Linked DNA regions of Homo sapiens: all the other regions are linked to region 4. Evidence: chromatin contacts called from ENCODE Hi-C or POLR2A ChIA-PET data. All regions are on one chromosome and are shown on one strand. The core of a region is the stretch at or near the end of the contact, and the rest is flanking DNA. Distances in the headings are between cores, read along the strand shown. Region 1 has its middle 22 kb from the start of AP4E1. Region 2 holds the start of MYO5A (myosin VA). Region 3 overlaps MYO5A (myosin VA). Region 4 holds the start of LYSMD2 (LysM domain containing 2). Region 5 holds the start of SPPL2A (signal peptide peptidase like 2A). Region 6 holds the start of ARPP19 (cAMP regulated phosphoprotein 19). Region 7 overlaps MYO5A (myosin VA).

Region 1 (3,187 bases), core at 96-2,595, 850 kb before region 4:
TCTGTATGTAACACCTTGCTCTTAGCAGTATAGAAGGACTACTGATGCAATTAATTCTGTCATATGATCTACGTAGTTTTTGAAGTTTTGATTCTCGTTAGTATATTAGTACAGGGCTGGGCGCGGTGGAGTATAGCCTCAGGCTTCAACAGTACTATCACTTCTTTGGAATGTTATTTAGTTTCTTTTTAACTTGATTCATTTTTGATCCCTTGGTCAGTTCCCATAATGCTCTGGATCAGGGCCTGCTTGAATATTAAATTCCCATTGTTTCCTTCTGGGAAGGTCTCTGCTTATCCAATCTGGAGCCTATCTTTCTTCCTTGTCCTGGATCTGGTAGACTATTGAGAAAAGTCCTTACAAAGATTTCCTGGGAACTGGATTTTTAAAATGAGTGCATGTGGGAAAATACTCTCCAAGTGCAAAGGGGACTCTGTTTTTACCTCTACTTATATTTCCAGCTCCTCGGGGAAAATAAAAGTATTACAGGTCAAATCTCTTTACAAGTAGCTCAACTTGACTGTCTAAATATGTGGTATGGAGTAGAGTTTTATTTCATGGATTACTGCTTGCACTAGGTTAGACATAAACTGGGCTGTGGAGAACTTTTGGTTAAATAGAGATTTTCATTGCAAAGGTATTTGTTGTAGAGGAATTTACCCAGTAAACAGATATCTTCCAGCTAATGTTTTTACCAGGCTGATTCAGACCGGGTAGCAGGAGCGGGAAAACACTGTGGACACAGTCTGCTGGCTAGCGGTCAAGGCAGAGGCAAGTCTGGCACAGGCAAAAGTCTGTGTGAAATGTGGACCTGAGTCATGAAAGGAGGGGAAGAAACTAGTATGTGTCATTCTGAAAAAGCTCTTCTTAGGGCTCTTTGGGCTGTAACCACTGCCTCTCTCCATAGAGAGTCACAGGGCCTCACTTGGCTCTTCCTGCTGCATTTTCAGACTTAAAAGGAAGCCACCGGCCGGGCGTGGTGGCTCATGCCTGTAATCCCAGCACTTTGGGAGGCCGAAGCGGGCGGATCACGAGGTCAGGAGATCGAGACCATCCTGGCCAACACAGTGAAACCGCATCTCTACTAAAAATACAAAAATTAGCCGGGCATGGTGGCGCATGCTTGTAATCCCAGCTACTTGGGAGGTGGAGGCAGGAGAATCCCTTGAACCAGGGAGTTGGAGGTTGCAGTGAGCCGAGATTGCGCCACAGCACTCTAGCCTGGCGACAGAGTGAGACTCCGTCTCAAAAAAAAAAAAAAAAAAAGGAATCCACCTTCAGGCAAATTCCCTCCGCCTCTCAAGAAAGATAATAAAACAAAATGGAGAGTCCTCGTCTCTAAAAAACCTGGGTCAGGTTTTGAATGAACGCAGTACCGTGACCCAGCATTAGGGGCTAGGAACGTCCACAGTCACGACTGAGGCTTGCTGCTCTGGCGCCCCCTTGGGCATGAGAGTGGAACTGTATACAAAGTTGCCTAAATCCCCACTGCTGCAGTCCCCAGAACACCACCCAGTGTCTCTTTTTCTAGGCCTTTCTCAGCCTGGAGAGTTTCCTAACTTTTTGCCATTCCCAAGGTTTTTCTCTGACCACCACCAAACCCTTCTCAATCTACTAATTTTTCTAAACAAATTATTTTATCTTTCTAATTCTGCATGCATCTCTAGTCACTAAGCCCCAGAAAGATCCTGTAGCAAGCTGTCAATCAATAATAAATTAGCATTTCTGAAATTCATGAGACTTTTTCTTAGTTTTATTGAAATATATTTTATGTACCATAAGACTTCACCCATTATAAGTGTACAGTGAATAATTTTTAGTAAATTGATAGCTTTGTGCAACCACTGTCACAATCCAGTTTTAGAACATTTCTAACACCCAGAAAATTACTTGTGAGAATGTGCAGTCAAAAAAAAAAGAAACAAAACAAACAAACAAAAAGAGAATTTGCAGTCAATCCTCACTTGTTACCTTCAGTTTCAGACAACTACTGATCTGCTTTCTGTCTCTAAAAATTTTCCTTTCCTGGTCATTTCATATAAATGAAATCATACACTATACAGTTTTTTGTGACTGGCTTCTTTCACTTAGCATAATGTTTTCAAAGTTCACCCATGTTGTAGCATGTGTCAGTACTTCATTCCTTTTTATGGCTGAATAATAGTCCATTGTATATAGATAAACTACATTTTGTTTATTCATTCATCAGTTGATGAACATTTGGGTTGTCTCCAGTTTTTGGCTATTATGAATGATGTTGCTATGAACATTTCTATACAAGTGTTTGCATGAATATATGTTTTCATTTCTCTTGGGTAGATACTTAGTAGAATCGCTGAGTTGTATGGCAAATCTATTTAGCTTTTTAAGAAACTGCCAAACAATTTCACAATGTGGCTGTTCTATTTTATATTCTCATCAGCAATATGTGAAGGTTTTCCCATAACTCCTCCATCACTAGGTATTGTCTGACTTTTTGGTTATAGCTTAGTGGGTGTGTTAATGCTATCTTATTGTGGTTTTGACTTGCACTTCCCTCATGACTAATGATGTTGCGCATTTTATCAAGTGATTATTAGCCATTTACATATCCTCTTTGGTGAAATGTCTATTCAAATGTTTACTTCATTTTAAAATTAGATTATTAGTCTTCTTATTACTAAGTTATGAGTTCTTTGTATATTTTGGATATAAGCCCTTTATCACATACATCAGTTATAAATATTTTCTTTCAGTCTACATCTTTTCAATTTATTATGGATGTCTTTTAAACCCAAAAGTTTTAATTTTGATAAAATCCAATTTGTCAGCTATTTTTGTGAACTGTGCTTTTGATGTCATATTTAAGAACTCTGCCTAGCCCAAGGTCATAAAGATTTTCTCCTGTGTTTTCTTTTTTAATATGAAACTCTATTTTTCTTTTTTTTTTTTTGAGACAGAGTCTCGCTCTGTCGCGCCCAGGCTGGAGTGCAGTGGCACGATCTCAGCTCTCTGCAAGCTCTGCCTCCCAGGGTCACACCATTCTCCTGCCTCAGCCTCCTGAGTAGCTGGGACTACAGGCGCCCGCCACCACACCTGGCTAATTTTTTGTATTTTTAGTAGAGACGGGGTTTCACCATGTTAGCCAGGATGGTCTTGATCTCCTGACCTCATGATCTGCCCACCTTGGCCTCCCAAAGTGCTGGGA
Region 2 (3,192 bases), core at 693-3,192, 790 kb after region 4:
TTTTGGCTTCCCTGGGCCACACTGGAAGAAGAATTTTCTTTGGCCACACATAAAATACACTAATGATAAATGATGAGCTAAAAAAAAAATTGCAAAAAAAACACAACAACCCATGTTTTAAGAAAGTTTATGAATTTGTGTTGGGGCACATTCAAAGCCGTCCTGGGCCCACATGCGGCCCATGGGCTGCGGGTTGGACAAACTTGATGTAGAAGTGGAGGGGATGGGCTACACAAAGTAACCAAGGAATGTTTACAGACTGATTATCTCTTCATGTGAAAATGATTTTGATATTTCTTAATATCGACCTCATAAGTTCCTTATGAGGATTATGAGTTCATATTTTTAAAACGCTTAAAACAGTACCTGGCACATAGCAAGCACCATATTAAGTGTTTAAGTTACTTTTAATCAGTTTCCAATTGCATTCGTTCATATGTTAGAGATCTACAATGCCTAAAGAAATTACCAGGTTGAGAGAGAAGTTCCAACTGTACAGTCGTTAAATCTAAAACTAGAAAGAAAGAGGTCTCAGACAATGTTTCATGCAAGCTCATTTCATGGTTGAAGAAATTAATCATATATCTCATATTTGCAGAGAAATTCATAGGTTACAAAAAGCTTTCACAACGATTATTAAGTTTGATTCTCACAACAGCTTGTAAGGGATGCAAGGCAAGTATAATTAACTGCATTTACTCATTAGGAAATCGAACCAGAGATGTTAAGTGACTTGTCCAAGGTCACAGTTAGTAAGTCCCGGCTTGAATCCAGGTCTCTTGATGCCCAGTCTTCTTTCCTCTACAAAACACACTGCAACTTGGGCCCTGGACTTCAGTGACATTTGGAAACAATGATTCCAGTGATTACAGGACCCTAAATGAAAGTTCTGTTGCAAAAGCTAATGTGAAAAGGCAACTCTATTAACTGCATGTAGAAGTAATCAATATCTGGCAAAATATCTACCTACACATGAGTGTACAGTATAAAATGCCATGATTACATATATTCACAAAGGTCATCACAAATCTGCGCAGCACTCAAGTGACAGTTCTCCATAATATGTCATTCAGAGATCGCCAGACCCTGAGTATATTGATGTCAGTCTAAGAAAAGACTGCCACTTCCCTTAAACCAAACCCAGAAGGGAAAGGCTTGCCCCAGAGGATGGTAAAGACATGGAGCCTAACAAGGCTCTGCGGGATTACACGCAGGTTGCAAACTCCCAGCGATAAATGAGTACCGACCCTCCCAGCCGGTGAATCAGCTCGCGTTCATCCGGCAGCATCTTTCCCCGGGGCTCGCCACCCCCAGCGCAGCTAAACTGGGGAGCTAAAGGTGATACGGCCACCGTTTGCAGGATTCAAAATAACCTCACAGAAAGGCTAGCTGGCGGTAGAAGCGGCACTGCATACCAACACAAGACGTTATTTTAAGCGCGTGTCCCCACGAGAGAACCCATCCGATCTACTGGAGCAAGCATCTCCCACCCGCCGGGAATTTTCCAAAGCCAAGCAGGAGGGGAGGCACGCCCGCCCTGCTAAATCCACATGGGCCCCCTTTCCACTCCGAAGCCCGCTCTGCCCCCAGCTCGAGCAGCGCGGCAGGGGCCTGGGAGACCCCCGAGGCGGGCCACCTTCCGCCGCCTTCACCATCTCGCCCGAAAGAGGAAGGTGCCGCAGCGGGCGACCGGCTGGTAGGGCCGAGGGTTCTGAGGCGCTGAAGGGGATGGCGCTGGTGGGGCTCGCCTGGGCCCGGCGCTCCCGCCCCCTCCCCAGCCTGACAGCTGGCGGCGAGGGCCGCACAGCCCCAGTCCTCGACGCCGGCCGCGGGGTGCCTTACCTTTGTGTAGAGCTCCGACGCAGCCATGGCGGGCCCCGCGCGCCTACGCCCCCCGCCTGTGCGGAGGCCGCACCTCGCCTGGGCGGCCGCCCGAGCGGACTAGGAAGCGCCCGCAGCCGCCGGCAGGGAGCAGGGCAGGGCAGGGCCGGGCGGGGAGGGCCGCGCGGGGCGGGGCGGGGCGGGGCGCCTCAGGCGCTGGCCGCCCGCAGGGGCCTCGCCATCACTCCCGGGCTCGCCGCGAGCAGCCGCGAGCGCTCCACCTGCCCGGGGTCCTAGGGGTCGCCGCCGCCGCCGCAGCCACTTCGGCGGCCCGCGATGCTGCCTCCGCTGCCGCCGCCGCCACCGCCGCCGCCCTGTGCATTATGGGAGCGGGAGGAGGCTGCGCTCCAGCGCTGCCACCGCGGCTGCTCTGGGCTCTCTCGGGCTCACGCTGCCTCCCATCGGCTACGAGCACAGAGCATCATCATCATCAGCCTGCCAGCCGGCCCCGCCGCCGCCTCGCGCCCTGCCGAGGCCCGGAAACCCGCCCGGGACGTGAGCCCCGAGGGCGCGGCACACCCCGGGCGCCCCCACCCCGAAGCGAGCCCGGGGCCCTCTGCTGCGGAGCCTAGCTCCCGCGGTAGCGCAGCCATGGCACGGGCTGTTACTGTGTCCGAATAAACGATGGGAGCCTCCAGGCTGCTCCTCCCGTCCTTCCAAGCATTCCTAGGGAGAGGATTTAGGGGAAGCCCTCTTGAAAGACTGTAGAATAACCCAGGACTGTAGAAGAGCCTTGTCAGCAGCAGTGACCCGGGAGATGGGCAATGCAGGACCGGGAATTTCAGGTTAAGGTTGATCACCAAGGTCATTCCGAGCACCTCGATGTCTGCAGCAAAGTCGTCTCCCGATACCAGAGGGCAAGGGCCGCTTCTAAGCTACAGAAACTTAAGTGACTTTGAAACGAGATAGCCCGGGGACAGCCCAGGTGCCTCTTTCCTAGACCTGTGCGTTTGCGGAGATGCAACTACCCTTCTGTCCCAGCCTTCTTCCCGTCCTGTTCGCTGCTGGTGATTGTCGGCTCCATGGTGGCACCTGAAGTTTATCCGGTTGCCACCTGAAAATGACGGAGTACTTACATGGAAAATCTGTATTACAGTTTAACTCAACATCAAAAGGGCAAAGCCGCCCTCACTCTCCTCACGGTGATCCTTGAACATCCAGCACAAGAATGTGGTCTTTCTACTCCCAACCCTGCGCTGTCTTCATCCTCTATCTTCTCCCCACCCTCATTGTCGTTTCTGGTTGAATAATCTTCATTCTTTATTGTTGTCGTTGTTGTTGTTGCTGTTTTTGTTTGTTTAATCCCTGCCT
Region 3 (3,346 bases), core at 387-2,886, 650 kb after region 4:
TGTGTCTCTCTCTCTCTCTCTCTCACACACACACACACACACACACACACGGAGCATGGAGGGAAGGGAAGGTGGTTAATCAAGAACAATGTATGACAGTTAATACCAGTTATCTCTCTGGGTATGATGGATGCTTTTTCTTTTCCTTTTTTCTTTTTTTGAGACGAAGTCTCACTCTTGTCCCGCAGGCTAGAGTGCAGTGGAGTGATCTCGGCTCACTGCAACTGCAGCCTCCCAGGTTCAAGTGATTCTCCTGCCTCAGCCTCCCGAGTAGCTGGGATTACAGGCGCCCGCCACTACACCCGGCTAATTTTTGTACTTTTAGTAGAGACAGGGTTTGACCATGTTGGCCAGGTTGGTCTCAAGCTCCTGACCTCAGGTGATCCACCCACCCTGGCCTCCCAAGTGCTGGGATTACAGGTGTGAGCCACTGCACCCGGCTGACGGATGCTTTTTCATTTATTTTTATACTATTCTGTATTTCCTGAAAACTGTCTTTACAATGTACATGTATTACTTTTAAAATTAGAAAAATAGGCTGGGCATGGTGGCTCGCGCCTGTAATCCCACTGGGAGGCCGAGTGGGGACGGATCACGAAGTCAGGAGTTCAAGACCAGCCTGGCCAAGATGATGAAACCCTGTCTCTACTAAAAATAGAAAATTAGTTGGGCATGATGGTGCATGCCTGTAATCCCAGCTACTCGGGAGGCTGAGGCAGGAGAATCACTTGAACCTGGGAGGCAGAGGTTGCGGTAAGCCGAGATCGCGTTATTGCACTCCAGCCAGGGCAAGAAGAGTGAAACTCTATCTCAAAATAAATAAATACATACATAAAATTAGAAAAATATTTCTGTTTTGTAAAAAAAACTCCAGAAAAATTGATTCTCCCTTCATGCATGGTATCTGAAGCAGGAGGAGGTGCTGGTGAAAACAGACACCCTCTGATGATTTCAGCAGTGGAGAAGCAGCAGGTAAGCATTCGCCAAACAGCCTTATCCCAGCCAGTGCTGGTTCCACCTAATGCCCAAATGAACAAAAATCCCAGAGAGATCAATTGAAGTAAATTCAAAACAGAAAACAGAACCAGAATGCTTGGTTGACCTCAAGTTTTCAAATCTTCAGATGGCTGCTAATTTACTCTCACATTCTCAAAAGGGACAAAAACTGAAAAAATAATCTACTGACTAGTGGTTTCCCTCTACAAGGCATGAAGACTTACCCAAATATTTTTTTCCTTATAAAAATGTAAGGAAAATATTAGTTTGCTTGGCTGGTTTGGCACTTCTTATAAGATATGTACTTTTTCACTGGGTGGTTCAGAAATACTTACGTGAATGGGAACTTGAAGTCATTAGGCTTGATACAGCGCACATAGTGAGGGGTAGTGGCATTGAGTGTCTCCATAAGCAGGTGCAGGGAGTTTCTGAACTGCATGAAAAAGGGCAGAAGAGGGTATCAAGGCTTTGTCCAAAGTCAAAGGTGAGGTAAAACAATGGGAAATTCCCTTCCTATGACACTAATGGAGAAAACTTTGCCACTTATAAACTTGACCCATCTTCAGAAGAGGAGCTGCCACAAAACAAGAATGCTAGGGCTTTTGGTTAAAATTTGCCTAAATTCTACCATTTTCATGCTTACTCTGCTAAATATAGATTCCTATACTCCCACTCCTTTTCCCCACAGGAAGCTACAGAAACCTGTTATGAGCTTAGTCATATGTAACTAACAATATAACCTTGCTTTAAGGCTATTTAATCACATAAAGTGGGAATTTTGATGGAAGATACTGGAAAACGTAGCAGATGACTTAAAAGAGTATAGGTAATGAATGAGAGAATGACAAAGGATAGGCAGAGAGGAGTTAAAATTAGGGACCTAGGATCAGGACTGGAGGCTGTGGACCTGGGTCAGGCCCTGTTTCTGTCTACACCAGGCACAGGGTCCCATGCACAGGACAGCAAGCTGAGGAGCGCTCAGCCTCCATTCAAAGCCCTACTCCCTGTTCAGGCACTAAGCATGTATGTAACATTTCCCACTCTCAGAGAACATAAGACATCAAAGAAAGGCGAGGGCCCTGTTCTGAAGGAGCTGACCGAGGCACTGTACAAATATAGAGACAAAACAAACAGAAAACTAAGCAAAGATGGGGTGGTCTGAGAGACGATATGCACGAGAGAATTAAGCTGTAGAGAAAATTATTTCGGGAAAGGCTTATGCAGAGTCACAGGTCTAAAACTGGGTGGAGAAGAGTTTTAGTGGATGGTGTCGTATGATCTCACAGTGAAAGCTCTAGGCTCTCCTCACCTGAGGATCCCACCTGGGAGGCTGAAGAGGGAAGATCTGAGGTTTCAGATGAGCCAGAAAGGAAGGAGCGTGGCAGCGGCAGCTCCCTGAACTCACCTGATGCCCCACTGTTTTCTTGTGCTCTTTGGCCATTTGGCCTGGTCTGCCTTTGGTGGGCTTTGCAGGAGTTCGTGTGAGGGGTGTGCGCCCTGAGGAGGTGGCTGAAGTTGGACTGATGGCCTTCTCATCATCTTGAAATAGTTCTGGTAGCATCTTAAACTAAGTCAGAAACAATATAAAGAAATTACATTCTAAACCAAACTTGAACGCAAACCTTCACAAAAGAAATATTACAGAGATTCCCTTCCTTAAGTAATCACTGTCAGAGTCACACTCCAGAAAGAGTCAGTATCTGTGCTAAGAGCCAAGAATATGAGAGGAAGGTGAGGTAAGTGCTATACAAAAATAACACGGAAAAATGCAATAATTCTACAACCATGTCTGGGGGAAAGCAAAGTCAAAACTACTGCACCCGGACTTGAAAACCTAATCCACAGGAAGTGACAAATCTAAACATATTAATGGGCTTGAACTATAATTATTTTACGAGAAAAACAGTAATTGAAAGTCTTATTACCTCAGTTCCACAAACTGTTTTAGCATCAGGTGGAGAAAAACACTAGTCCAAGTTTGCAAGTTATTTATCAAGTGTCTACTCACCTGCTTTATTTGTCTACCTACTAACTTAAGTGCTGAGCACTAACTGAAAAACATCACCGAAAATCTCAGCAGGAAAGGGTCATAAACAAATTCTACAATATTAGAAGGTTTTAAAAGTTATGAATAATAATTTTTGGAAGATAATTCGGGTTACAGAAAAAAAAGTTTAAAACCCTACCCATATCCTGTACATTTGATATTTGTTTTCAAGGGATTTATAACTTCAACAAATAATTCCTGTAATCAATTTTGTGTTCTATCAGGTTAGCAATGTGAAAGATTATTAAAAGATCTGGTACTCAATAAGTAGGTAGATGATATTAGTCAATATGGTTGGGAGAA
Region 4 (3,382 bases), core at 785-3,284:
CAACGAAAAATCTGATCTACACTTTAATTTTAAAAAGGGGTAATGAGGTTATGAGTAATAGGATCTATATTAGACATAACAGGGATTAGAAAGCATTTGATCAAAGGTGGAAAACTGCAGTAAACAGATGTATAAGAGTTATCTATAATCAACTCAAGTGAAACCACAGACGGCTGTGGGTCACAGAGAGATTGCACGGGAAGACAGCATGGGAAATAACACTCTTCTGCATGTCATAGATTTTTAGGTGCTGTCACTAGCCTAGTAAGGCAAGATGCCTGAAAACCAGATAGAAAAGACTGTCCTCCTTCAGTAGCCAGGATGCTGAGAGAGCTCCTGATAAGACTAAGATAAAAATAAGGATGGATATCAAAAGTAATATCTAGAGGAAAGCAAATGCTTTATCACTGTTAATTCAAGCTGGTCTCAATGAATGATCATACTTGGAAAATATCCTTACCTCTCATCCATCTTCTCATCTGTAAAAAGATTAATTACACCTACCTCCTGGGCTTATTGTGAAAGTTAAATAAGATAAAGATGAAACAAGACAAACGCAATGCCTGCCACACAGGAGGCATTCAGCAGAGGGTAGCTACTGGTATTTCCCAACTTCGCTTTCCTCTGCCTCTGACTCAAACCAGGCCCCATTAAGGCACATAGAGAATTGTAGCTCTATGTTCACATGTATAGAACTCCCAAGAGGGCAGAATGGGGCTCTCCATGGCATGATAGAGTCAATACATGACTGCACAGCAAGGTCCCTTTCAAAATATTTCAAAGATAGAAGGACCTGATAGGTAAACATATACCGGCTTAAATATGCAAAATACATTCTCCTTCATACTGATGCTCCTTCATTCGGTAAAGGGCCAGAAAGAGTTTCACTTTAAGGGAAAGATATAGATAAGATCCTCTTTCTTCCCATTGCTGTCTAAGGTGCTTCAGGAAAGAACACTGAAAACTGATACAGATCCCAAATGTAAAAAGGCCATCACATAGCTCACAGTTAATTATAAGTAATTTTAATGAAACAATTTGTTCCCTCAGGTTTCCATGTTCTTCCCAGAGGTGTAATGCTATACACCCAAGACACACACACTTATAAATTTGTAATAAACGCAGCCCTCCAGCTCACCACAGTTCTTGGCTGCTGCTTAGCGACAGGTGTCACATTCGCGGTTGCCAGTGAGCCCAGAGGGTGTAATTTCACTTCTACATAAAGAAGCATAATCGATAGAACCAGAACCACCCAGTAGGAACAACTGCACCATTCCTGACTCATCACGGAGCTTGTTTTCACAGACAACAAAATTCACCTCAGTTGGGCTTTGCGTAAATATAGAGTAGTGTGATGGGGCCTGCAAATTGGGTGAAGGTGGTTCACGGGGATGCCAAAGCCCTAGTCCTCTTCGGCCTCCCTCACGCGACAGATCTAGTCTGAGCCTGGGCGGGGCACCGGGAACTCGATGCAGCTACCTAGGGAGGGAGCCCTGGCGGTCCGCCCCTCCCGCTGCAGGACCAGCTTTGGCGACCACTGCGGTGGCCAGCAGCGCGCGCTGAGCGAGCCCTGGGAGCCGAGCCGCCCGGGGACGCACGGCCGTCCCTGCGACTCCCCATCCCCCAAACCCCCACCCGCAGTCCCACCCCCACCCCCACCGCACCCCGAGCCGCACCGCCTCCTGCGCGGTAGCTGCCAGCCCGGGCCGCGGCGGCGCGCCCTGCTCACCGTGACACCGTACTTGAGCGCGATGCCCTGCAGCGTGTCGCCCGCGCGGACCCGGTGCTCCACATGGCGCTCGATGACGCCGGCGCCCAGCGGCGCCCGCACGCTGGCGGTGCTGCCGTACGAGCGGGTCTTGGTGCGGGCCAGGCTCAGCGACAGCTCGGCCTCCTCGGACTCGGAGCCGGAGCGCGAGCGCGGCGGCGGCGAGGGGGCCGAGGGCCGCGGCGCGCGGGGGCCGCCTTCCCGCAGGGACAGTGCGGGCGAGGAATCCGCCATGGGTCCTGCCGAGGCCGCCGGGTCGGGGAGCTTGCCAAGGGGGCGGCGCCTCCTCCTCCTCCGCCGCCGCCGCCGCCTCTTCCTCTTCACAGGGGCTGCAGCAGGCCGTTCCGCGGGGGCGGCGGACGGGAAGCCGAGGCGGGGAGCCGCAGGCCGGGCATGGCGGGCGCCTCCTCCTCTGCGTCCTGCCTGCCCCGGGCGCCCGCGGCACACGCACCTGCAAGGTTAAGAGCGAAAGCAGCTCCCGCCGCGGCCTGCCGGTACCGGGAAGACCCTGCAGAGCGAGGGAGCCGGGGAGCGCTGAAGCCCGCGGCCGTTGGGGCTAAGAGAGGGCTATCTGCAGGCGTCCTAGGCCCCAGGTGGACCCCTGCTCCATTGGCGATAGAGCCCTGGCAGAACCCTGCCCTGGCCACGGCGAAAAAAAAAAAAAGCGTTGCTCTGCCTCCTTTATTGATTCCCCAGCAGGAGCCAGCTTGCACAGACCTTCCAGCTCTGCCAATGCCAAGGGTACTTCCCTCCCCCCACCCCAGTGACCTCAAAGTCCACGTCACAGTAAAACTTAAGATCATCAAACACACACAGACAGCTTCTCCAGGTCCATCTCAACAGCCTCAGAGTCCAGTCCTTTCAACATTGCACTAGGAGGGATAGTGCTTCTAAGGCCTAATGGGTGGCCTCAAAATAACCCCCCTAGTTGTTCGGGTTTCACACTTTGTACACTAGTGCCAATTTAAGTCCTGGCTGCCTCGAAAGGCTGGCCACATACAATTCATTCTCCAGGCTCAGTAGTTGGAATTTACTGTCTGCATTCATCTTCTCTTCGTCAGTTTATTCTTTGACACCCTGAAATCGCATCTCCCTGCCCCGTATTGCTATTAATATTATAACCACCAAAGACCTCTTATCTGTACTCTTCATTTGAACACCGTCTACTCTTGAACACCCTTTCAACACACTGTATTATACACAGAGTGGGTACACATTTACTAGCATCTAGTGCCTGGTTTCTGTGTTATTTTGGACAGCTTTCCAAGAAGAGGTACCTTGTAGGAAGGTCCGGAGCCTGGGGGTTTGATTCGTTGGCTGAAGTTTTGGTATGTTGCTGTGCTGGACAGAGGCAAAGCTAATATTGCTCAGGAGAGAAAGGATGGGAGAGGAGCAAGCTTCCACAACACCATCCCACTCAAAACTCCTACAATGGCTCTCTGGGGACAACAGCATTACTAAAAACCTACATTGGCATTCAAGCTATTATTTCTATTTTTATTATTCATGGTCTGACCATACCCCATCTATAACTCATTCTGTATACTCTACATATTCCTGCCAAACAGAGCCTCTGAAACTGGCCTCCTTGTTCCTACTTTCATACCTTGCATG
Region 5 (3,333 bases), core at 764-3,263, 970 kb before region 4:
TCGAGACCAGCCTGACCAACATAGTGAAACCCCCATCTCTACTAAAAATACAAAAATTAGCTGGGCATGGTGGTGCTTGCCTGTGATCCCAGCTACTCGGGAGGCTGAGGCAGGAGAATTGCTTGAACCTGGGAGGCGGAGGTTGCAGTGAGCCGAGATCGCGCCACTGCACTCCAGCCTGGGCGACAGAGTGAGACTCCGTCTCGAAAAAAACAAAAACAACAACAAAAAAAGGCCTAAAATCCAGAACGTGGGAGACAGCCTAGATACAATTTAGAACAGGGATGATCTTTAGATTTGTGAAGGCTATGAAATCAAATGACAAGTCTACTTAAGTAGAGTTTTCTGGTGAGAGGGCTCAGGGCCTTTAATAAGAATTTCAATGTGAGTTTATGAGGAACTGATGTATCACTAAGCTATTAATTTATGTTGAGAAGGGATTAGTACGAATGTGATATTCATTCTTAAAATCAGCTCAAGAGATTCAAATGAAAATGAATGCAAAAACACTTTGAAAAGTTTTATATCTAGGTTATAGTTTTGCATACATCTACATACTATCTGAATATCTTTTGGACATAAGTATTATCTGTCTGATTACACAGTAAACACCTTAAAGACTCCGACTAACACTGCTACTTTGTTGCTCTTTTTATATCGAACTCCCCTCCCCCAGCAATTTTTAGATACATTCTCTCAGGTTCCTGATGTTGCCTGTCAAAGTTATGAATACACCAAAAGGCACTTACTTTTTGGCTTAGATTTTGGTTTTTCAATAAATATTAAAGACACTTTTGTATTCACTAATACTAACCCCTTAAACTGGAGAGTCAGCAAAACAGTCTTTCAAAGAAATCACACATTCTAATAGAACGAAACAAGCTTACACGACACCAATTCTGTAATAAATAACATGCGTAAGTTTCCAACCTGAAACTCCCTAAGTAAAAGTCACTAGAAACAAAAACTGAAACACCGGGTTCCTGACACCCCACTCCCACACTGAAGCTCGAATTACTTGAGGCTGAATTTTAAAACACTATTACTTCTCTGTGACTATGAAAACAAATCTATGAACACATATTTCTTACTTACATTTAACCGACGCTCCCCACCCATCCCTTTAAATTAGGCAGAAAACTGAAAACCACTAAAAGCATTACATTTTGGTGTCTTCTTTTAAAAGTTATTTTAAATTACTGCTATTAAAACCCCCCCTCCAAAAAAAAAAAACCCTCATAACAGAATCAAATGAGCCCTAAGGCGAAGCAGGAGCTACAGTGGGGGAAGGGAATTTTAAAAAGACATCCGTGTTAGTGCAATTAAAGTGCAGTCCTCGAACCGCTAAACATACTGGCGCCTTGTATAATTTTTTTTTCTTCCCAAGGGTAAAAAGCGGTAAGAAAGGCTTAGACAATAAAACCCAGAGGTCAATTTTAAATATGCTGGGACAGTGAGCAACTATCGAGAAGCATCAAGGTCAACGCAACCTAAGGGGCTCCTCTGATCTTTTTGCGGTAGGTATTTCGCCAGACTTCAATGGGCGGGAACCGAGTGGGGGGCGGGAAAGTTGGGGGAAAGAGGGTGGAAAAGAGGAGGGTGGAAGGAAAGAGATGAGTAATGGAAAGAGGAGGGGAGGAAAGAGGAGTGCGAGAGCAGGCCGCGGAGGTGCGGGCAGAGGGGAGGCCGGGCGAGGAGTAGGGGAAGGGAGCCCCGGCCTTGGCCCCGGCCCCGCCCAGCCCCTGGGAGGCCTGCGCGCCTTCCCGCCCCCTTACCAGCTGGAGCAGGAAGCCCCAGAGTAGGGCGGCCCCGGCAGGGGACAGCCGCCGCTGCGGCCCCATCGGACTGGTGGGTGCCGGGTGGGACGGCACGGTGCGGCGCAGCTCACTCGGCGGGGTAGGCTCGGAGTCCCGCCGCTGCGCTGCCTCCGTGGCCGGACCGGACCGGACAGGCGCGGGCGGCCGGGCTACGACTGGACCGCCGCTGCTACAGCGGCCGCCACAGCAGCGCGACTTCCTCTTCCGGCCCCGCCCGTAAGATGCGGAAACCCCCGCGCCGGGCTCGGAGAGTCCCAGCGCTCTCCCGGTATCCAGGCGTCCCGGCGTCCCGGCGCTACGAGGCCACCGGCTGCGGGTCTGAGCCTGTCGCTTTCCGGCTGCCCGACTTTAACTCACACCGAAGCCTGGCGGGAGAACGGATTTCTCAAGGCTCGGAAGTGTCTGAGCGTCTGCTCGGTTCCCCAGTAACTACCCGAGTGTTGCATGCAGCCAGAAATCTAAGGGTCACCCTAATTCATCTGCCTGTCATTTGTTCCTGGCCACTCTGACTCACCACATAACCCAGATCCATCCACTTTCTCCAGAACTGCTGCCACCACTCTATCCAGGCCACCAACTTCCCTCTCCTCCAAACGGGTCTCAGTTTCCCCTCCGGACAGCCCAGTAGCCACATAACAGTCCCAGAGCCATCTTTCAAAACATATAAGTCAGATCATGTCTCTCTCTATCACACTTGGAATAAAATAAAAACTTGGCCGGGTGTGATGGCTCACACCTGTAATACCAGCATTTGGATGGCCGAGGTGGGCGGATCACAAGGTCAAGAAATCGAGACCATCCTGGCCAACATGGTGGAACCAAGTCTGTACTAAAAATACAAAAAATTAGCTGGGCGTGGTGGCACGCACCTGTCGTCCCAGCTACTCGGGAGGCGGAGGCAGTAGAATCGCTTGAACCGGGTAGGCGGAGGTTGCAGTGAGCCGAGATTGTGCCACTGCACTCCAACCTGGGCGACAGAGCGAGACTCGGTCTCCAAAAAAAAAAAAAAAAAAAAATCAAAACTCTACTCTAGCCTGCAAAGGTAAATCTGGCCCCTGCCTTCCTGTCTCCCCATCTTCACTACTTTCCCACACTTTAAGGCGCACGGACCTTTGGCCCTCCCGGCCTTTGCTCTGGTGGGCCGCCCGGACTTTGCTCTGGTAGTCCTCCCTGCTGGAGTGCTCTTCTCTCCAAAGCTCAGAATGCCTGCCTTGTTGACATTCACTTATCAGCTTCAATGTCGCTTCCCCAGACGGGACTTCCTGACATACCCAATCTAAAGTACCTGTCCAGTCACTTTCTTTTCTTTTCCTTTCTCTTTTTTTTTTTTTTTTTTTTTTGAGACGGAGTTTCGCTTTTCTTGCCCAGGCCGGAGTGCGATGGTGCAATCTCGGCACACTGCAACCTCCGCCTCCCAGGTTCAAGCAATTCTCCTGCCTCAGCCTCCCCAGTAGCTGGGATTACAGGCGCGTGCCACCACACCCGGCTAATTTTGTATTTTTAGTAGAGACGGGGT
Region 6 (2,954 bases), core at 280-2,779, 830 kb after region 4:
GGGGCTCCTAAATTTCAAGCAATAATGAACACAATACGCATTTTACAATAAGCAGGTGATACTTAATAATACTGTTAAGATTGCAAACTTTAATATTTGTATTTTTGCCCCCAAAATCCATTTTTTTGGTAATGCGTAAATATATCTATTTTCACGGGATATTCTCAAATAATGTGGTAACTTGGACTTTTACCTATGCTATATGTTTTCTTGTTTTTCAATTACTTTAACATCCTAACAGAAGCACCCAACTTAAGAAAAGTTAACACGGTTTTAAGAACATATGGAATGGGCTTAGAACACTAATCCAATTCCCAACTTAATTAGGACATAAGTGCAACATTAAGCAGAAACCCGCACGAAGGTCAAGCAGTAGACCAAAATCGTATTTAACGGCAACACAACCTGATTTGTAAGAAAAATTGTTGATAAACAATTTAGGAGACAAGATACCTCGGCCCTTTCTCACTTCTCGGCCAGTCACACCTGCCTAGGAGGGCAGGGCGGTGGAAATAATTACAGTGGGAGAGACAAACACCAGCCTAGATAAATACAAAGGCTTGATATTCATAATTTGAACCACAGTGACACTCCCGGCCTATTCCCCTACATCAGGAAGACACAAGGGCGTTTACAAAATATTCCTGTTTCCAATAAAACCCTGATTAATTTCGTGAGTAAAATTTTAAAATTCCACCCTTTCGATTTTTAGTCAAGTACCATATTTGAGTCCCATCGACTGAAACCTTTTTGAGCACAGACTGCGCTGCACACTACACCTGACTCACCTCCTCTAGGCCTCACCCCGCCGTGGGAGGCAAGCACCAGTATTCGGCCTTTACAGGTGAAGACACTGAAGGCCGGACTTTACTCACTGACCATGGTTACAAGGGTTGGCCCTGAAATGCCAATCCTGGCCCACATCGCGGCCCGCACACGAGGCACTGCTTTTGGAGTGAACCGCACGCTCACAATACAAGTAGTTGGAGAGTTCTTCAAAGGAAAAAATAAAACTTCCTAACCAAATTGAGGCTTACAGAAAAACTTAGGCTCTACGCCCAAAGCCTGCGTCCTGGGCTCTCGCGTAAATATAAGTGACTGAGGAACACCGCGACCCACGGAGGTGTTACAAAAGGCACGATTCGGAGTAAACGCGGGGCACGTTGGAACTCCCAATTCGTCGGCGCACCAGCCAGCGACGGCGGGAAGCCAAAGGTGGGGCGCAGGAGCCTCGGCCTCATGCGCCTCGGCCCCGCATCTCGGGCGCGGCCCTCCGCCTGGCGGGAGCAGGCCGCCCGCCAGACCCGGCCTTGGGCAGGGCCCAGGGCTCACGCCCCGCGCGCTCACCTTCTGCTCCTCCGCGGAGGCTGCCTCGGGGACTTCCGCAGACATAGTGCTCCCTCTGCAGACGAGACGCCGGGAAAAGATGCAATTAGCGGGTGGCCGAGGCCACCCGGCCGCCGCCCGTCCCAGCTCTCCCAGGGCCCGCCGGGCCGCCTCCGCCCGCGAAAATGGCCGCCGCCTTATGACGACACGGAGCCGCGAAACGCTCCGCTGGCCAAGGCCCTCGCACGCCGGAGCCCGCCTGCCCCTCCCGCACCGCACCCCTACCTACTTGACCCCGCTTCTCCCGCTCGCTGTCGTCCAAACACTTCCTTTTTTCCTTCAAAGGTCGCCGCTCCTGCCTCACCTCACATCCGTTTGTGGCTGCCGAGTGCTTCCTGGGAATTGTAGTTTCTAAGTGGAACCGCCCCTCCCCGCCCTTTCCTGTCCACTCTGGTCCCCTCGTTCTAGGAGCTTTATTTTACTCTTTCCACTTACCCATCCTCGCCTAGTTCTGTTCTCCTCGCTCTCCGCTCTGTAGCCACACAGGCTGTCTTTTGGGCACGCCAAAAGTCTTGCTCCACTCTGCCACGCCTTCACATCTCCAGTCCTACGTCTCTGCCTCAGAACCTTTCCTTCCTAAACCTCTACACTAGGCCAGAGCCACCTCTTAAAGGCTGTCACAGCCCTGTACAGTTCCTCAACAACATGAACTGTATCATTACACAATTGTCGTGACTTTAGGTCACCTTTCCTTCTCAGATAAGCCGCACCAGGGCAGGGATCTCGTCTGTAATTACTTATATTTTACTCTGAGGGTCCAGCACTTCCTAGATATCTAACGAAGGAATTCAGATTCATTTGTCCACTCCCAGGGGGTCCACTCCCACAAGCTTACCGAAACTGCTAGCATTGAGCTCCCCCAATGACCTTTTTATTTGCCAAGTCCTGCGGCTTCTTACTGAATCCTCATTCTACTTGATATCTGAATAGTTACTCGCAATGTTTGTTGGTTCCAACAAAGTGTCCCTCAGAAACTTGGAAATAAGATTGCCCTCTAAAAGTTAAACTAGTAAAAAGCCACAGAAAATGAATGCATTTCTGGGGGCAGGGGAACAATTGAAAGACCCTAAATGCCTGGATAAGGAATTTGGAAACCATCGAAACTCAACCAGGATGTAGAATCTCAGACAGGAAGAATTGCACTGGAATTGCAACTAGAAAAACAAAAAGAGTTAATATTGCACTCCTTTTGGAGAAACGAAGGAAGGCATTTGTCAGCCAAGGAAGTATTGAAAATAAAAGGGTTCAACAGGCCAACTGTTTGACAAAGATATCCCTTAAGAATGTCTCACGCTGGGCTAGCTGAGAAACTGTAAGATCCACGACATATTTGTTCTCCTTCTATACTCACAAAGTAACATACTGAAAATTTGCCTTTCCCTTAAGCAGAACTGCAGAGAGAAAGAAGAGTGCAGTAGTTAGGCCACTGAAGCATTTAACAGTTGTATTTTTATTAATAAATTGACTGACGTTCTAGTATATGTCCTATATCAATGTATTTGTGAACTTGAGTTAAAATCTGATAGACATACACTTAATGATGAAACTCAGCCTCAAGAAAATTGGCT
Region 7 (3,436 bases), core at 851-3,350, 730 kb after region 4:
GGTACCTCATTGTGCTGCATCTGAATTCCTTTACTATACTCTACGATGTACTATGTGATCTGGCCCCTACCCACAGGTTTAACAGCAACTCACTGGGGTCTTCTCCCTTCCCCTGAGCTCTGGCTGTGCCAGCCTTCTGTTGTTCCTAGAACACCCAAACTACAAGTTCAATGCCATTGCTGTACCCACTGCCTAGAACACCTTCCCCTCATTTCCCATCTCTTCTTAGGACTAGTTCCTTCTCACTCTTCTGGTCTCAGTTTATATATGCGTTTTTCTCAGAAAAAGTCCACCCTGACTACTCTATAGATTGTTTTGGTTATGTGGGATTCTTTGTGTCCCTAACTAGCCAGAAAGCCTGTGAGGGCAGGGACAACGAACACCGAAACCTAGAACAATGTTTGGTAACTAGCAGGTACTCAATAAATATGTGTGAAATGAAAGTGCTTAGCATAGTGTTTAGCTGACTGAAAAAATAGGTTAGGAGCAGGATGTGAAAGACCTCATGTGCCATGGTAGGCAGTTTGGCCTATATACTGCATGAGACAGGGATTCATCACAGGCTTTTAAGCAGAGTAATGAATGACCAGATGTTTCCAACACCCTAGTTCTAATCAGCAGTCTTTTAATCATAAACAAAAGCACATCTTGTACAACTCCTGCTTATGATTAGTCGTTTTCCTAGTTATGTATATATGACTGTCACTCACATTTAGCCTGTAGACAGGATTTATCTAATATACACATAATTGCTTCCAAAATGTCATCCATATTAGGCAAATAGAGACTGTATTGGCCACACTGGGAGTCAGCTTTACCTAAGGGCAGGGGCAAGGAGGGACATTTCACTGGTATTACCTCATTAATGATGAGCACTAGAAGGGAGATTCTTGACCTGGAAACAGCAGCCTTGGTAGTAAGGTCAGGGCAAGATTATTACGGAATTCTATAATGAGCTGGCTTTGAGAGGGCAAATGAGTAGGCCATCTTGCTGCTGGCTGAGACACCTTAAGCAAAAAAGCCCTGTTGGCCTGCATCTTTAAGTGGAAGTGTTAAACTTTGGGCTGCATGATGCTTTCTTATTAACTCCTCCCATGATCCCCTATCCTTGCCCCTTTTATTAAGTGTCCTTTTAGCTTAATTTTAGCCGAGAAAAGCAGCTATGAAAGTTGATCTAGGTTTTATAATTTTGAAAGAATGGTTGGTATAAAATATTTTTCAGAAAAATAAAAAACTTCTGGGTGCCAAAATACATCATAAACAAACCCAAAATACAGGGTGACCAAAAATATATTTGTAAAAAAGCAAAGTCCCTTAATGTATAAAGAACTTTTGCCTGTAGTCCCAGCTACTTGGGAGGCTAGGGCAGGAGGATTGCTTGAATTCAGGAATTCGAAAGTATAGTGCGCTATGATCATGCCACTGCACTCCAGCCTGAGCAACAGAGCAAGACCCTGTCTCTAGAAAATAAATAGAATAAATTTAAAAAGACTTTTAAAAAGAACTCTTACAAATCATTAAGAAAAAGATACATCTTGAGATTTTTTTCGCCCAAGATGGCTGACTAGAGGCTTTTCTAGCACACTTCATAAACTCAGAAGAACCAAAATAGTGTGTAGACAATCATACTTTGAACATATTATCCATGATAATATGTTTGACATGAAAAGCAATGAGTCCAACAGAAAAGCAAAAAGAAACTCCAAAATCTGAGAAGAAGGAAGGTAGGTAGCCCGTATGGCCAGGACCGGCCAAAAACCAGGAGTGAATCCCCAATATGGAAAAGGGTACATATCTCTCTGTGGTCCACTTTCCCACTAGGGAATCGAGCAATCCAGACCACAGGAAAGTACCTTGCCCCTTCTAAGCCCTAGATCTAACATGCGGAGCAGCCAGGAGACTGTGAGAAGGAACTGCTTGAGGAAGTATCCCAGGCATTCCTTCAGACTGGACACCTACAGCAGGACCCTATTCTCTTTCCTAGCTCTTACTTAGCAAGCTGCACCTCACACGCCTGGGAGCTAGCCACAGCAGCAGCAGTCTTTGGCAGTAGAGAGACTCAGGCTGGGGCTTGGGGAACTGAAACCTGTGGGAGGGGCTCCCACAGCCAGAACTGAGAAATGAGTGTGGTATGGGCTCCAGCTGCTGGTGCTGAAACTGGGCTCCCCCCAACCCCACCCATGGACCAGAGGAGGAGAAGTGCCAGAGAGGTGTAGTATTGAGCTGCACAGTGACTCCTATAGCCCAAGACTGCACTGCAGACGAGAAGCAAACTGTAGTGACTAAGTGAACAGCCAGACTGGCTAACATAGTTGAGATGGGGGCATGAACCTTGCCAAGACTGGGGTGTAAGAGGGAAGCAGGTCCCATGTCTGCCAGCCAAGGCTGTGAAGCTAGAACCACCCTCCCTTCCCAGGCTGAGACATCAGCATAACAGTGGTCAGCCCTAACCCAGGTATTTTACCAGAGGCCTAAATCAGGGTAGGTAGCCACTCCCATCAGGGTAGGTGGTCTGAGTGCAGGCCTAGCTAACTTAGCTCCATTCCAGCTTTGCCCCCCACTCCAAGATAGGGTGCAGGATCCAGGCCCCTGGGGGTTCCATGGCCCAATCCACCTTCTGGGACAGCCTGAAGAGCCCACTGCAACAATTAACACAAGAGCACAGCACTTGAGAAAGAGAAGAGCTTCTCACAACTACTGCCCCTATCACCCATGACATCACAGCTGCACAGGAGGTTGTGTGTCTGCTCACTGCCTGGTACGCCACTACAACCAGCATTCAAGAAAGCTACCGCATTAAGGCTATGTATATCCAAGGAAATCATACAAAGTCTTTGTCACTTCATGCAGACAAATGGCCCTACCCAATCAGCATCATAGTCACATCTTCAGATACACAGAAATCAACATATAGGAAGTATGAAAAAGCAAGGTATTATGGCGCCCTCAAAGGAACAAAATAATTATTTGGCAATAGATCCTAAGCAGAACAAAAATCCTTGAAATGTCGATAAATAATTCAAAGTATTGATTTTAAAGAAGCTCAATGAGATGCAAGAGAAATCTGCAAACTAATATAAAGAAAATCAGAAAATCAATTTAGGATGCACATGAGGAATTTACAGGAGACAGATTTCAAAAACAAACAGAAATTCTGGGTCTGAAAAATTATTGAAGGAATTACAAAATACATTTGAAATGCTTCAAAAATAGACTAGACTAAGCAGAAAAAAAGAATCTCAAAACTTGAAGACAAGTCTTTTGAAATAACATAATCAGACAAAAGTGAGGAAAAAAGAATGAATAAAGACATCAAGATATTAGGGTCTACATAAGGCAACCAAGCTTACGAATTATTGGTATTCTCAAGGAGGAAGAAAATGCAAAAAGTTCTGAAAACCTATTTAAGGAAATAATTGATGAAAATTTCCCAAGT

The links. A loop is a pair of places that touch in the nucleus more often than their neighbours do. ChIA-PET counts read pairs that join two places held with the same protein, here RNA polymerase II (POLR2A). Pooled maps may share reads with other maps.
Region 1: a loop to region 4 is called in a pooled map, with 8 times the contacts of the local background. The contact joins the enhancer-like site here to the promoter of LYSMD2 in region 4. A Hi-C loop is called at or near these places in 7 of 37 single-sample maps with no recorded cell type and 6 of 50 pooled maps. POLR2A ChIA-PET finds 5 or more read pairs at or near these places in 2 of 52 experiments (BJ and H1).
Region 2: a map of CD4-positive, alpha-beta memory T cell shows a loop between it and region 4 (5-fold over the local background). The contact joins the promoter of MYO5A here to the promoter of LYSMD2 in region 4. A Hi-C loop is called at or near these places in 1 of 168 maps with a recorded cell type or tissue (CD4-positive, alpha-beta memory T cell) and 5 of 50 pooled maps. POLR2A ChIA-PET finds 5 or more read pairs at or near these places in 1 of 52 experiments (OCI-LY7).
Region 3: a loop to region 4 is called in a map with no recorded cell type, with 10 times the contacts of the local background. The contact joins the enhancer-like site here to the promoter of LYSMD2 in region 4. A Hi-C loop is called at or near these places in 4 of 37 single-sample maps with no recorded cell type and 3 of 50 pooled maps.
Region 5: a loop to region 4 is called in a pooled map, with 10 times the contacts of the local background. The contact joins the promoter of SPPL2A here to the promoter of LYSMD2 in region 4. A Hi-C loop is called at or near these places in 2 of 37 single-sample maps with no recorded cell type and 9 of 50 pooled maps. POLR2A ChIA-PET finds 5 or more read pairs at or near these places in 1 of 52 experiments (T-cell).
Region 6: a pooled map shows a loop between it and region 4 (4-fold over the local background). The contact joins the promoter of ARPP19 here to the promoter of LYSMD2 in region 4. A Hi-C loop is called at or near these places in 4 of 37 single-sample maps with no recorded cell type and 10 of 50 pooled maps.
Region 7: a loop to region 4 is called in a pooled map, with 5 times the contacts of the local background. The contact joins the enhancer-like site here to the promoter of LYSMD2 in region 4. A Hi-C loop is called at or near these places in 4 of 37 single-sample maps with no recorded cell type and 4 of 50 pooled maps. POLR2A ChIA-PET finds 5 or more read pairs at or near these places in 1 of 52 experiments (activated naive CD4-positive, alpha-beta T cell).

Annotation. Positions count from the first base shown.
Region 1 is chr15:50,884,611-50,887,797 of GRCh38, forward strand. No RefSeq gene overlaps it. Among named protein-coding and RNA genes, the nearest start is that of AP4E1, 22 kb to the right of the region's middle. Within about 2 kb of position 1,346, at least 26 of the 41 ENCODE cell types and tissues checked have a DNase peak (open chromatin) inside an H3K27ac peak, as active enhancers do.
Region 2 is chr15:52,526,938-52,530,129 of GRCh38, forward strand. It overlaps MYO5A (myosin VA), which reads right to left and starts at 1,943. Exons shown (of 42, transcript NM_001382347.1): 1 at 1,843-1,943. The coding sequence starts at 1,869. RefSeq lists a silencer at 1,593-2,472.
Region 3 is chr15:52,381,760-52,385,105 of GRCh38, forward strand. It overlaps MYO5A (myosin VA), which reads right to left. Exons shown (of 42, transcript NM_001382347.1): 15 at 2,402-2,563; 16 at 1,332-1,429. Among named protein-coding and RNA genes, the nearest start is that of MYO5C, 88 kb to the left of the region's middle. RefSeq lists enhancers at 1,725-1,784, 1,825-2,054. Within about 2 kb of position 1,637, at least 2 of the 41 ENCODE cell types and tissues checked have a DNase peak (open chromatin) inside an H3K27ac peak, as active enhancers do.
Region 4 is chr15:51,735,621-51,739,002 of GRCh38, forward strand. It overlaps LYSMD2 (LysM domain containing 2), which reads right to left and starts at 2,035. Exons shown (of 3, transcript NM_153374.3): 1 at 1,730-2,035. The coding sequence starts at 2,002. RefSeq lists silencers at 1,484-1,693, 1,764-1,903, 1,914-2,353.
Region 5 is chr15:50,763,693-50,767,025 of GRCh38, forward strand. SPPL2A (signal peptide peptidase like 2A) reads right to left here and starts at 2,014. Exons shown (of 15, transcript NM_032802.4): 1 at 1,776-2,014. The coding sequence starts at 1,841. RefSeq lists a silencer at 1,589-2,048.
Region 6 is chr15:52,567,501-52,570,454 of GRCh38, forward strand. It overlaps ARPP19 (cAMP regulated phosphoprotein 19), which reads right to left and starts at 1,530. Exons shown (of 3, transcript NM_006628.6): 1 at 1,348-1,530. The coding sequence starts at 1,392. RefSeq lists enhancers at 381-1,129, 1,130-1,876, 1,930-2,059 and silencers at 1,230-1,329, 1,400-1,459.
Region 7 is chr15:52,464,196-52,467,631 of GRCh38, forward strand. All of the region lies in intron 1 of MYO5A (myosin VA), which reads right to left. Among named protein-coding and RNA genes, the nearest start is that of MYO5A, 63 kb to the right of the region's middle. RefSeq lists enhancers at 1,568-2,323, 1,968-2,257. Within about 2 kb of position 2,101, at least 10 of the 41 ENCODE cell types and tissues checked have a DNase peak (open chromatin) inside an H3K27ac peak, as active enhancers do.